Regions from separate parts of the Homo sapiens genome. Here region 1 is linked to region 2. The links are chromatin contacts, found by Hi-C in ENCODE. All regions are on one chromosome and are shown on one strand. The core of a region is the stretch at or near the end of the contact, and the rest is flanking DNA. Distances in the headings are between cores, read along the strand shown.

Evidence for each region. Hi-C counts contacts between places; a loop is a spot of excess contacts on that map. Pooled maps may share reads with other maps.
Region 1: a map of B cell shows a loop between it and region 2 (4-fold over the local background). The contact joins two enhancer-like sites. A Hi-C loop is called at or near these places in 3 of 168 maps with a recorded cell type or tissue (B cell, dorsolateral prefrontal cortex and naive thymus-derived CD4-positive, alpha-beta T cell) and 6 of 50 pooled maps.

The regions. Positions count from the first base shown.
Region 1 is chr11:95,131,738-95,138,518 of GRCh38, reverse strand. It overlaps ENDOD1 (endonuclease domain containing 1), which reads right to left. Exons shown (of 2, transcript NM_015036.3): 2 at 5,874-6,781. Among named protein-coding and RNA genes, the nearest start is that of LNCRNA-IUR, 15 kb to the left of the region's middle. Within about 2 kb of position 3,963, at least 8 of the 41 ENCODE cell types and tissues checked have a DNase peak (open chromatin) inside an H3K27ac peak, as active enhancers do.
Region 2 is chr11:94,521,561-94,528,813 of GRCh38, reverse strand. C11orf97 (chromosome 11 open reading frame 97) reads right to left here. Exons shown (of 4, transcript NM_001190462.2): 3 at 605-730. Among named protein-coding and RNA genes, the nearest start is that of C11orf97, 13 kb to the right of the region's middle. Within about 2 kb of position 2,038, at least 3 of the 41 ENCODE cell types and tissues checked have a DNase peak (open chromatin) inside an H3K27ac peak, as active enhancers do.

The DNA.
Region 1 (6,781 bases), core at 2,714-5,213, 610 kb before region 2:
TCTAAAATCTAGGTTCTGGGTCTCACCTTCTAATTGTGTGACCATAGGAAAGTCAGTTGAATCTCTGAATCTTGGTTTAAAATAAAATGGGAATAATCAGTGTTCACAGAATAGATGTGAATGACGTGAGATCACATCGGGGATCAGCAAACCCAAAAGGCTACAGGAGCCAGGTAAGTAAGTTAAATGAGCAAAGTGGATCAGGTCAGAGAGGCAATAGAGACACCATGGAGACTATGACAAACTGTAGGATGCTGGCCCTGTCTACTCAGCTGTAGCTTGTTATGGCCTTGAGGAAATGCTGGCCATAGCTTCTGTTTTTAAGAGAAACCAAACACATCTGTGGTTCTGATGCAGTCCACTGATAAACATGAAAGAGCTTTGCAAGTTAAAAGCCACCTAATAAATTGAAAGGGCATCATTATACGTCTTAAATAAAGCTGTAAGTCAGTCTATGAGGGACTACTGCGGATGTCTATCTTGCTTCCTCTCCTCTGTCCTTCCTATGAGAACTACCAACACCATCATATGGATCCATAATCCAGTCTGGGTCAATCATCTTATTGCACTCACTCAGCCACAGTGATTGACTCAAGGATTGCATGTACCCAACTAGGAAAAAGAAACCTTCCTGGGGATTCTCCCAGCCAGAACTAACACAGGAGCTTTCCTCCTCCAGATATGAGACCATCAGGGTGAATATTCAGAGCTCCCTGTGCTTCACAGTGTATGAAGAAATATCATTTACTCTAGGTGAGAATGAAGACAACAAAGAGTTGTTGATAGTGGATAGAGTTCTGTCATTTTGTGAGTCCCTGATTCAAGAGGCCCCTTCTAAATTCTTGTTATATGATCCAGTAAATTTGGGACAAGGCTAGTTTGAGAGGGGTTTCTATTGCATGCAGGCAAAGGTATCCTAACTAATGCATTCTGCCATCCAATGGCAGAGGATGAGTTTTTATTGATTTTCAACACATCCTGTGACATTTGATTCACAGACAGAGGTTGCAGAGCTCAGAGGTGAGTCTGAGACAGGAGATGGAAATGTGGCAGTGGTATTTCAGGGAAAGCTAACCAAGGCTGTGCAGAATTCTCTCTGCTGGTCTGAATACCACAACCTGAAATATTTTCCAGATTTGAAAGCTCAGATGTGGGCTCTGCTGAGCTTCTGGAAGCAATAAGACTCTAAGAAAGGGATTCATGCTAGGACACACAAGAGATTAAGGACAATACTACAATGAAATTTTATTAATTTACATTAAAAATAGAGCTGATATATAGACTAGAGCACTCCCATTATCATCTTATGTACATTATGTACTTAAGCTACACAGGAAGCCAAAACATAATCAAAAACCACTTGTTCAAGTTGCTTTAGTATAGCATTGCCAAGAGAGTTTGAAATCTGTATGTTCAGCGTACTTGGACCATAGAGGCAAACCAACATAGAAAGCCAGGTCATGAGCACTAGTCACAATAGCAAAGACTTGGAACCAACCCAAATGTCCAACAATGATAGACTGGATTAAGAAAATGTGGCACATATACACCATGGAATACTATGCAGCCATAAAAAAGGATGAGTTTGCATCCTTTGCAGGGGCATGGATGAAGCTGGAAACCATCATTCTCAGCAAACTATCACAAGGACAGAAAACCAAACATCGCATGTTCTCACTCATAAGTGGGAACTGAACAATGAGAACACTTGGATACAGGGCGGGGAACATCACACCCTGGGGCCTGTTGTGGGGGTGGGGGCTGGCGGAGGGATAGCATTAGGAGAAATACCTAATGTAAATGATGAGTTGATGGGTGCAGCAAACCAACATGACACATGTACACCTATGTATCAAACCTGCACATTGTGCACATGTACCCTAGAACTTAAAGTATAATAAAAAAAAAAAAAAAAAAAAGAAAGCCAGGCCATGAGCAGAAGCTTGTTTGACTGGAAAAGGATGGAAAATAAGGCATTAGATAAGTTATTGTTTAATGGCACTGAGCTAAAATAACCTTATGAATTTATTTTACAGGGCTGGGGATGTAGTCTTTGGATTTCGAAATATTTAAAGTTCAGATTGTCAAGCCTTCCTCTCTCCTGAATAGTACTCAAAAGGGCATGGTCAGTATTTGTTTCAGTGATTTTCCTCCCTCTGCCATACTATAGCTGTTCAATTCTTTTCTGCTGGAAATGTTCCTTCTGTGTATCTTATGCACTCAATTGGATGATGAAGTTAGTGGTATGGGGGAGCCAGTTCCCAGTGACTTGCACTAGCTCAGGAGCCCAGGCTGTGTACATCTCTTCCCAATGCTGCTTTCAGTGATGTCACATTGGCAGCTTGACATCAGCTGTGATGGAAATATTGACACCACAGAAATTGGCAAACATTACAAATCAGGGTGCTCTCCCCGCAAACACAGAAAGCTGGTGGTTCAACATTTACCAGCATACCACTGGTTATGAGTGCAATAGGCCCAACACGCTTGTTATTTCTTTCAGGTGTGCATTTCTACTTTGATCCATTATGGACTGATCTAATATTAGACATTTAGAGAAAAATTCTGTGGCCTGATTTCTAAGATCTTACAGGGTCTTTCACTTTGTCTCCAGCCCTTACAATAAAGGGCTCACTTGGGGTAAGGCTCCAGTTCCACAGGATGCTGGTCTAAGACAGGCACCTCCTGACTCTCAATATGGTATTCCCACCATACCTCTTACCAATCAAAACAATTACTTGTGGTCGGGCACGGTGGCTCACACCTGTAATCCCAGCACTGTGGGAGGCCGAGGCGGGCGGATCACGAGGTCAGGAGATCAAGACCATCCTGGCTAACACGGTGAAACCCCATCTCTACTAAAAATACAAAAAATTAGCCGGGCGTGGTTGCCGGTGCCTGTAGTCCCAGCTACTCGGGAGGCTGAGGCAGGAGAATGGCGTGAACCTGGGAGGCGGAGCTTGGGCGACAGAGCGAGACTCCGTCTCAAAAAAAAAATTACTTGCATGTAGAATTGTTCCCAGCTAGTAGGAAGGATTTCATAAAATCATTTACCCTAAGTTGCTAGCATTGACACAATGTGTTAACTTCTTTCAGATTATTTGTATTTTCCTAGTCTACAGGAAGCGTGCCAAGTGGTGAGATTTCTGGCAACCCTTCAGGCTACTGAGGGAGTTAAATAGAAGCCAGGGGCATTACTAACATTTCTTACTCTTAGGTTGGCCACCACCTAATGGCAACCCTGCTAATTAATTCTCTAAGTCTGGGGAGAAGAAATGCTGATGATAATAATAAAAATAACGATGTTTTCAGGATGTATCATTCCCTGTCCTTCCTGATAACATCGCAGGGAATTTCTCTGACTTTTGGTAACCTTCAGATAGGAGAGATAAGTTGAGAGAATGCAATCAGAATCTCTGTGACCCAAATATATGAAAGTACTTGTTGAAAAGCAAGGATTTATTGCCTGCAATTTGAGAAGACCCTAGAGATGGTCCCTCTCTTGTTTTGCAAATATACCAGTGATTACAACCAGAAAATGTACAGTAACTCAGAGGAGGGAAACTCAGGGCTCCTGTGTTCCAGGTGCACTCTCCCCTTTACATAAGCCTGCCACTTCCTCACTTGAGACTTCTATTCCCCTGGAAGTTTCCTTCCAGACGCAGTAAACAGAATACATCTGGATATGCCAAATCAGCAAGAATGCTGGAGAAACACACACTTGGTGCAGCCTAAACAAAGCCCAGAAGCTGCTGTCTGATGTTCTCAGGGACAGATGTCAGTGGCAGGCCTGGGCTGGCCTTGAGTGTGCAGGCTGCCAGGGGCGGTCTAGGCAGCTTCTGCCAGTTCTCAGACTCACCAGGACTGTTCACTGTCTCGCACTTGTTTCTTTTCAGGTTTTACAAGATTCATATGGTGTCTTTCATTTCAGTGCCTATTACTCATTTCAATGATTCAGCCGAGCCAGACAGCAAATGGACATGAGGTGTGTGGAGGAATCTACTGAAAACGGGATTGATTGGGTTTTAAGAAAGTAGGACTCAAGGCTGGATGAGGCAGCATTCTGAGAATCTTAAGTTCCCAAGGCATAATGTTCAACATTTACTGTCAAACCCAATTTCTGGCTAAGCCATTTATGCTTTCTGAATAAGCACTTTAATTTTCATTCACATCTACTCACCTTTAAAAAAATGGAAGTATGCACCAATTTTTAAAGAAATAGGACCAACCTTGGAAACTTATAATTATGAATCTTTATATTTTTATGATAGTTGATAGTTTACAAAGCTAGTTTCACTTGATCTTTACAAAAAACCCTATGGGGTGATATTTTTATTACCCACATTTTATTGATAAGGAATTAAATCTCACAAAGGTTTGAAGACTTTCCCAAAAGTGTCACAGGACAACTAAAACTAGTTAACCCCAAGGCCCTGTATCAGAATGATCACCTGCCTTTCCCCCACCAACCCACACTCACCAGGCACAGTGTCCAAGAGGCTCTGCCTCTTTCTCAATGCCATCTTTGGGTTGCCTCATCCTACCTGCAATGCTTACCTTCAAAGCAGATGCTGACAATGTGTTTGGATTTTGGAGGCTTGATTATGAGATAAAACTGAATAGTGCTGGACACATGTTGAGTTTCAGTTTTCTGACCCTTCTCTTTTGAGACTCCAGGTCCAACCCTCATCTGTACCTTCAGATTCATGGACACCACTGATGAGGTTCTGGCTTGCTTCATTTTCATTCATGACTTTGACTCCCAGACCACACTTTGATCCTGGTTCTTCCAGCGTTGATCTAGAAACATCCTAACCTCTAAGGCACCATCAAACCAATTTTGTCCAAGAAGTGTAAATATCATTGCCCACAATAGATCTAGCAACAATTAACATTTGCTGAGCACTTACCATGTGCCAAGCATGGTAAGTGATGAATGCTTTATGTTCATTAACTCATTTAATGCTCATAGCAACCCTTTGAGATAGGTACTCATAATTGTATAGATGAGAAAGCCGAGGTGAGTAACTTGCTGAAGATCACACAATAAGTGGGGAAGCCAGGATTTGTGCCTACATCATTTTGACTCTAGAGCGTGGGCTCTTAATCATTAGGAAGTACTGGCCTCCAGAAGTCATCTTACATCCACCTCCTCACAATGGATAATTGAGGATGACAAGTGGTTATAAGCACTTTCTTTGTTGAAATTTAAGCTTAAAAATTGATTTGGAGTTAGACATCAATCCATGACCTGGGGGAAAATACCTACAAAGAGAGACAATGGGAAGACTGAGAACCCATTAATGAAAAGCAAGCAGTCCACACTATATGGCTTGTAGTGTAACATTTGGACAAACACGTATTCTGTGGTGAGCTTAGGCAAGATGCTGCCCACACTGGGAAGGCAGCCAAGAATTACTGCCACCTCCACCCAAGAGGATCACCCTACTAAAGGCCACAGAGAGGACCAGCCCCCGTCAGAGACTGCTTGTAATTTCTCTCACTGTGGGAGCTTCCTAATGAATAAACAAACTAATAAAAGTATTTCTATAATTTTCTATGTGATTCAGATTCAGTGAAGCAGTAAGTCTTTGGTGCTTAATTATGCAAGATATCAAAAACACTTATTGTCCCAAATACTTTGCAGAGCAATAACATTAAAAAATAGTTCTAAGTCCTGTTTCACTGATCCAGACCTCTCTGTTTTTTCATGTATGATGCAAACTTTTAAAGAAATGAACAAAAGCCAGTCACTGGAAGCTGCTTGAATTAATGCGGATCAAGAAGAAAATGGCAACAATTCACAGTCCCCAAGCCTCATTTCAACTATTAGGATTCTCCCCTTTTAGATATTTTACAGAACTGCTAACGAGTTGTCAGTAATTACTTTATTGAGCATCTGCAAGGTGCACATCATTGTACATAGCTTGAAAATGTCAAATTGAGTTTTGTCACACCCTCTGTAAAGGCTTCCCTAATTTCCATGGTTTCGTGGTTTTTCTTCCTCTGTTCCAAGGAACATGTTATTAGTACCTTTACTGCAGCACTTACTTGTCCTTCATGTGTTACGATTGTACCATGTGTTCTCTCCACTAGGTTTTGAACTCCTCAAAGATGAAATCCATGCATTGTTCATCTCTGCAACCTTGATGTCCAAATACGTGTTTGACAGATGAACGAATGACTGAATAAATGAAGGATGGTTCACTTTGGTTCCTCCTCCCAACTACCTAGTCTGCATTTAGATCGAAGTGCTGATGCTGAGTGAGAAGACAACATTCAAAAGGCACAATGGAAAAGAGAAGTGTCCAAAGGCATAGCTGATCCACAGACTAGAAAATCAGCTCCATAATGAGGAAGAGGCTAATCCCAAGGCCTCAGAACATAACAGAGCCACAGCAAGATCTTTAAGCCAGAGTTGGGGTTCATAAACCCCAACCTCTACCTCAAAGCCCAGCGTAGCTCATTAGGAACAGGCCAGCAGTCCAGCCACCTGCTGTGGCTTCACGTCCAATGCAGATGGTTCTAGAGACCCACAGGCACAGCCACACTAGTAGCTCAGGGCAGTGGGTCTCAGCCACCTATCCTTACTGATACTTTTTGCTTTATTGTCCCTTTTTAGGTTTCAAAACTGGCCACCCAAGAATAAATAGACACTAAACAATTGGATGTGAAAAAGAAAGACATTCCCCAATGGTTCTCAAGAAGCCGTTTGGATGCTGTGCTCCTTACATGGTGCTAAGGGGCTCAAGCTGCCGTGGATGCCCTTTTCGGACCTTTC
Region 2 (7,253 bases), core at 789-3,288:
TGGACACTGTGCTTCCATATGAAGACCTCTGTCTTCCCCACATCCTGCTACAAATGTTCCTGGCAGACACTGGCTATGACAGTGAGGAATGAGTAATATTTTGTTCCAAAGTTTATGTCTGCTAAGGAACAATGGTATCCTGGGCCCAGTCTGGTGGCCTCATTCCTGGAATAGGGTGAAACTAAGAGAGCCAAGCAAAGTGGCTGCCATGTTCTTCCTTCATTCCCTCATTTCCCTTTCCTCATTTCCACTGGGAAACAAAGATCCTCTATCGAGAAGAAAAGACAGTACAGGATTCCTCTTCACAGAGGCTGACTGTGTGCTAGAAAGTCTTGTGTAGATAGAAAGTAAAGAAAAAAGTCATGAGTGTAACTCAGAGGATGAACTTCTGTTGTATCCATGGGGGTAAATTGGTTAGGTGAATTGTTACGGTTTGAGTTCCATAATCACATAATATGGCCAAACTAAAAGCAACCCAAGAGAAACAAGTCAAAGGAAGGTTGAGTTTTGATTGAGATCTTTAAACAGAGCATATACCACTGGTTTGTAAACTGTAAAGTCCCCTCAGGGGCTTCAGTGGAAGTCAAGGGCATCAGGGTCTTACTTCTGAGTCCTCCGTGCCTGGAGTAGTACTTGGCTTGTGGCAATAAACTGTTTCTGCTCGGCAGTCCTGGCTTCAAGCCTCCCACAGGCAGATTCCTTTTAATGCTCCAAATCCCTTCCAGGGCCACTGTCAATATTTTTTAAGGCAAGAAAATAATTATTAGCGTATTCTCTTTTTAGCACAGAGTTTTTAAAGTATTTAATTGGTGATTTTTTTATTTATTTGGGTGGGGGTTTATTTGGTTTGACTAATCAAACCACTCAAATCTTTATCATATGTTTAATCTTTTATTCCATTTCATTTATTCAACTATTCTCTATGCAATTAAACCTCTACAGTGCTCTTAGATAATTTAACTTGCCCCTAAATAAATAGATGAATAGAAACATACATAACAAAACAGAGAAGGATCAGAAATAACAGTTAATAAATGGAATTCATTTAGTCAACTTTATCTGATTCTGATTTAATTCCTACAGTAAGAGAAAATATTTCCAAAGATAATAGGACCAAAAATCACTACATTAATTCATCCAATAGTTAATTCATCCAATAGATCCAAGAATCCTCTAAAAGCCACAAACTAGATGCTGTTTAATCTCCCTCTGAAAAAGAGCAACAATAAACTCACTGGATCCTACATTTTAAAAATCATTGCAAAATACCTGGAAAGTGATGTTTGCCCATTGATAATTATAGGTCTTGGGTCCTGATACCTTTCAATAAGGTTTAGCAAAGATTTGCACTTGGTTATCCTCCATATCCTAAAATCACCTGGTTAGGTTTTGAGACTCAGCAAACAAGCATGTGGTGAATGTCTACTGTGTAGAAAACTGCAACTCAAGTCTAGTAAGTTGGTGAATTTGGGTGAGTTGCCATAAGTTGTTTTTCCCATTTCTAACGCTGCAAATATTAATGCCAAATATTCTCCACAGATCCAAGGCTGCCCACTGGCATCCTCACTGATATTTGATCCCTCTCTAAAGGATTCCATAGCAAGTAATTACTAGCAGCATAGTCTCTGGGTTCAGAGGAGATCTGGGTTTTGATCTTAGTTCTACCATATATCAGTTACATGATTTTGACCAAGTTATTTAACCCACTATGTCTTAATTTCCTCATTTTCGAAATAGGGATAATAATATCTACTTGAAGGATTATTGTACGATTTAGATGAGATGGCTGTAAAGTGCTTTGTACTCAATAAATGATAGCTATTTTTGTACAGGGAGAATGATTTTACTATCCAAGCATGGACTAAGATTCCGTGACTGGAGGTACAGTCATTGAGCTGACTTGCCAAGCTGAATGTCAATACTTGCCTCTCCTTTCCCACTCCTGAGTGGAGTAGCTGAAGCTATCTGTCAAGATTAGTTTCTCTCTTCTTCAAAGACCTTCAAGGAAGATTGCACAATCTCCTTCTGTTTAAGACCTTACAAAGTTTAAGCTGTTCCTTCTATCTAACCTAAATCTTCCCCTGCCATTCAAGCCAGTTTCCTCTTCTATCCTGTTCAGAGATAGAAAAGGGCTGCTCCCCAGCCTCTGGATAATAAACTCTCAAATTTAGGAGCCTATGACATTTATTCAATACCCCCAGTGCATGATACCCTGTGGGAGACCAGGGAAATAGATTTGAACTTGTGGTTGACACTTTGTGAAGATCCAGTACGTGGAAAGCAGTATAAAATCAGGAAGCAGAACCGTGCAGACAAATCACATCAAATTAGATGGAAGAATTGTACTAAATGAAGTGTGCTCTTTCAGATGCAATCACAAGAATGTCACAGAGAAAAACACCTGAAATATAAATGCAGATGCCCAGAAATGCATCTGAAACTCTCAAAGCAAAATATGGTTATGCATAAATATTTACTATATTCAGGGATAATGGTTGCAGGAAAAAAAATAGCCCTCCATACATGTGAAGTGATGTTTGGGTGAAGAAGTTACAGAAGGTGATATATTTGACTGGATAAAAGGGGGTCTAGAAAACAGCATGGGTGCTCTCTGAGGCAGCTGCTTCTTTTAAGAGAAACTTTACTCCCTCAGCTCAGGGCATGTGCATTCCAGAAGGAGGAAGGCAGACAAAGCGGGCACGGAGCCAGAAAGACTTCAAGTGTCGACTCCTCTCAACTGAAAAAGAAAAGGGCAGCAGGCACAAGGGGAGAAGCTAGAAGAAAAGAATCAAATCTGTTCTTGAGGCTCAGAATCTTCTAGAGATTCCTCTTCTCTCTTCCCTTCTCATGCCTCCAACACCTTCTACTCAGAAACCTTTATACGTGTATTTTTATACTGAATTTTAAAATGACTAAACCATGCCTTTATGCCCAAAATTTTAGCCAGTAGGACCTGGCCTGGTCTTATAGGGAAGGTAAGCTCACACCTTAAAAATATTTTAGTTCCTTTCAGCTCTCTTTGGATTGTAAATAATGAACATTGGAGCTTGAAAATCCAGTTTAGAGCCATATCGTCTGTACTTCTCTTGTGCAAGCAAGGTCAGAGTTTGACTACAGAAAGAAAAATATAAGTAATTTTAATTTATGTCTGGTGACTCCTAGGCTCTATAATTGTCTTGGCAAGCCTTTGGTGTCTAGTAAATTCCTCCTATATTTTGGGTGCAGAAGACATTTTAATTGAATGAAATAATGAATAACTGGTGTCTAGTAAATTCCTCCTATATTGTAGGTACAAAAAACATTTTAATTGAATGAAATAATGAAATATATCCACATTTGCTTGGCAACATTTTGCACTTTCTAAGCTTGTACTTAAGTAGTAAATAAACTGGATTCAAAATTAAGTTTACATGTATTAACGCACATGTAGACACTCATTAATGTATCTGGCAATACATTTCTGAAATTCTTTGGAAAAGGAAGTGTTGTGTAAGGGGAAGATTAATAAGTTCAGTAATCAAATTTTTCATGACTACTATAACCTCTGTAGGTTTTAGCCAGAAAAATACAAAAGACCTTGCAACTTGAAAACATTAAATTAATACATCACTTTATTTCTGCAAAGTCCTTTATAGAATAGAAATGCAGAAATAGTTTTAAAATAAACAATACAATAAATGCACTATTTCCATAATGAATGTCTCATAAGCCTACATTTTTCTTTTCTTTCTTTTTTTTTTTTTTCTTTTTTTCTTGAGATGGAGTCTTGCTCCATCATCCAAGCTGAAGTGCAGTGGTGAGATCTCGGCCCACTGCAACATTCGCCTCCTGGGTTCAAGCAATTCTCCTGCCTCAGCCTCAAGAGTAGCTGGGACTATAGGTGCACACTACCATGCCTGGCTAATTTTTGTATTTTTAATAGAGACGAGGTTTCACCATGTTGCCTGGGCTGGTTTTGAACTCCTGACCTCATGTGATCGGCCTGCCTTGTCCTCCCAAAGTGTTGGGATTACAGGCATGAGCTACTGAGCTCAGCCAATTCTACATTTTTCTTTTTGAAAAGTTGTAAAGAAAGGAAAATCTTCAGGAAATCACTGAGAATACATGAATGATGGACATTAGCTAAATTCTTCCTTATCCAGAAAGTTCTATAAGTTGCCCAAATTCCATTCTATCTGATTAAAAGATCTGATGAGAAAACTACACTCCCTTTTTTTTTTTTTTTTTCAGGATGAGGTTAACCTTTTCAAGTAGACACAGGTTCTTTGCCCTTATCTGATAGGAATGCAGAAAGCCTCTGAAACCTGTTTTTACCTCAAATTTGAACCTGGAGGCTAAACTGAAACTGAACCTACAGAAAACTAGTAACATTTCTTTTTTTTAACTGAATAGAACACTACTTGCTACTAAATCAATTTCAAATCTCTGTTCCTCTCCGAAGGCATAATCTTATGTTTTAAAGAGAGATAGAAGAACCCAATGGCTAATAGCAACAACATCAGCTTCTGACAAACCTGCATCCAAGTATCAGTGTGACATTGGACAAGTCACTGCATCCCCCTGAGCCTCAGCTTCAAGTTCTTCAAAATGTGAATTAAAAGAGCATATATCTCACTGGGTTATTGCAAGAATTAAAAGAGATTATTTGCAAAAAATTTATCACGTGCAGAAGAAACTCTGCAAATGATAACCATTATTACTATTATTATCACCATAATTCCCAACATCAACATCATCATATAAAAAGACATCCCTACCTCTCAACCCAGCATCCAGTGCTTCTAACTCAGCCCATGTATCAACACATCAGGAGCCTACAAGGAATCAAAAGTCCACAGAAGGGAGGACAAGAGGCCTGTTAGCCCATTATTTCTATTGTCACTGATGGCATTCCCTAGACCCAAGTATAGAGTGCAAAGTAACAACCACGTGAGACACCTTGTCCATTTCAGTGTCTTCACAGCCCTTATTAACTATAGTCACAATATGACCACAAGAACAAGTAGCACAGTTCATTCAGATAAGAGCCCCAGTCTGAACAACTATTTCTCCTGTGTCCCGCTAGCTATGCAACCAACGGTATCCCAAAAGAAATATAATGTTCATTCTATTCAACATCCATAAAACTCAATTTCTGAATCTTTTGATTTTTTACCAATTTCATTCAGCCAAAGGAGAAGAGAAAAAGCACAGAAATGACCCCACAGCTTCAGGGTACTTCCATAATTGTCACTGTCAACTCATTCAAAAATAAAACGTGCTATAATTTAAGTTGTTTACTTCCAGGACAGATCGCCCTCTTAATAGACTCTTCAATAAGTTCAATAAATAGCCCAGTATTGCAGTATTTTATCTATGGTTAAGGAAAATCCAATCTGGACTCTTACTGAAATCTCACCTTCAACAATCAATTACTTTGTTGTCAGAGTATGTGGAGTTGATTGTCTTAAAATTCAAACAAACCCAGCTAATTCATACATAGCTACAAATATGCTTAGATCCATGCATATATGTTGGGGTCCCTAGAATTTAGACAGGCTTGGGAATATCTACAAAACAGTATGTAGCGTTTATCCAAAGTCACAAATTCAAATATACATAGGAAGAGGCCAGGCAGGTAATATGAGTAAAGCTGGCTAGGGGTAAGAAATAATTGGTTCTCCCAGTCTTTCTCTTTTTTACTACTTTTGATGGAGGCATCATACAAGAGAAACAATTTTTTGTATTTCACGATGAGAAGAAAAAACCTGCAGCGGGCACGTGAACATACATAGCTTGTGATGTTTCCCACTGGAGTGGGGAACTTGGTGTAGGATGCTGAACAGTGGAGTGGGCAGGTCAGCACGGGGCATTGTAACCCAACCCCAGCCACTGTTGTTAATACAAATGGTGCCTTGATGGTGTCAAATCAACCTTTATCCTCCGTGCTCCATCCCTGCTCAAGAAAACCTAGACATCTAGATTTGTATATAAAATTTCTAATTTTAAAATATTGACAACTGGTTCAGATATTTAAAAAATATACTGCGGGGCAAATAAATATGTCTGCAAGGTGAACCTGGCATATGGGTCAACATTTTGGGATCTTGAGCCAAACTAAGGTACCCCTCACAGTCTAATTCGATGTGGAACATGGTGGTCTGGTGTGGAGATAGAGGATGGCTCTCTGGATTTGCATTTGGACCATAGGCTATGCCATTCATTGAGATGGGTGGTATAGGGGAAGCAGCAAGTCGGGGAGAGGTGTCAATTGTTTTGTTTGTTTGTTTGTTTGTTTTGAGACGGAGTCTCACTCTGTTGCCCAGGCCGGAGTGCAATGGCGGATCTCGGCTCACTGCAAGCTCCACCTCCCGGGTTCACGCCATTCTCCTGCCTCAGTCTCCCGAGTAGCTGGCACTACAGGCACCCGCCACCACGCCCGGCTAATTTTTTTTGTATGTTTAGTAGAGACGAGGTTTCACCATGTTAGCCAGGATGGTCTCGATCTCCTGACCTCGTGATACGCCCGTCTCAGCCTCCTAAAGTGCTGGGATTACAGGCGTGAGCCACCATGCCCAGCCCAGAGGTGTGAGTTTTGTTTTGGACATGTTGGGCCTGAGTTATCTTATGACTTATGGGACATCCAGGAAAAGAAGTTTAGCCTGCAGAGACACATTTCAGAGGCATCCTAGAGAGGCCGTAGTGAAAAGTATGAGAAAATCCCAGGAAAGCTAATGGAACAAGATTACAAGACTGTGGGAAACACTCCGATAAACATCAAGATTCGGAGAATGTAGTGAATAAAAAGAGTGCTTAACAGAGGATGAGAAAGAAGTAGAGCGAGAACCAGGACAGTTAAGTATCATGGAATTTGAGAAAGGAACAAGGTTGAAGGAGAGAGCCATCGACTATGTGAAATGTTGCAGAAAGCTCAAGCCACCTAGAGGCAGAACAGTATCCACTGCATTTAGCCATAACGTGTCACCAGAGACACCATAGTGAGTAGAAAGCCAATGGGATTGGGGGTCAGATCTGAATTTGGATCTGGTTCTGCTACTTAATGCATAACCTTGGGCAAGTTAAACACCTCTCAGAATCTTAGTTTACTCATCCTAAGATGGGGATCAGAATATCAATATCATACAGCTTTGTGAGGATTTGGGGTAAGCAAAATTAAGCCCCTATCCTCAGATAGCTTGTGTTCTAGTGGGAGAGATAGCCAATAAAGAAGTATGTAAAGAAATATGGATCCTCCTCGACTTACGACGGAGTTA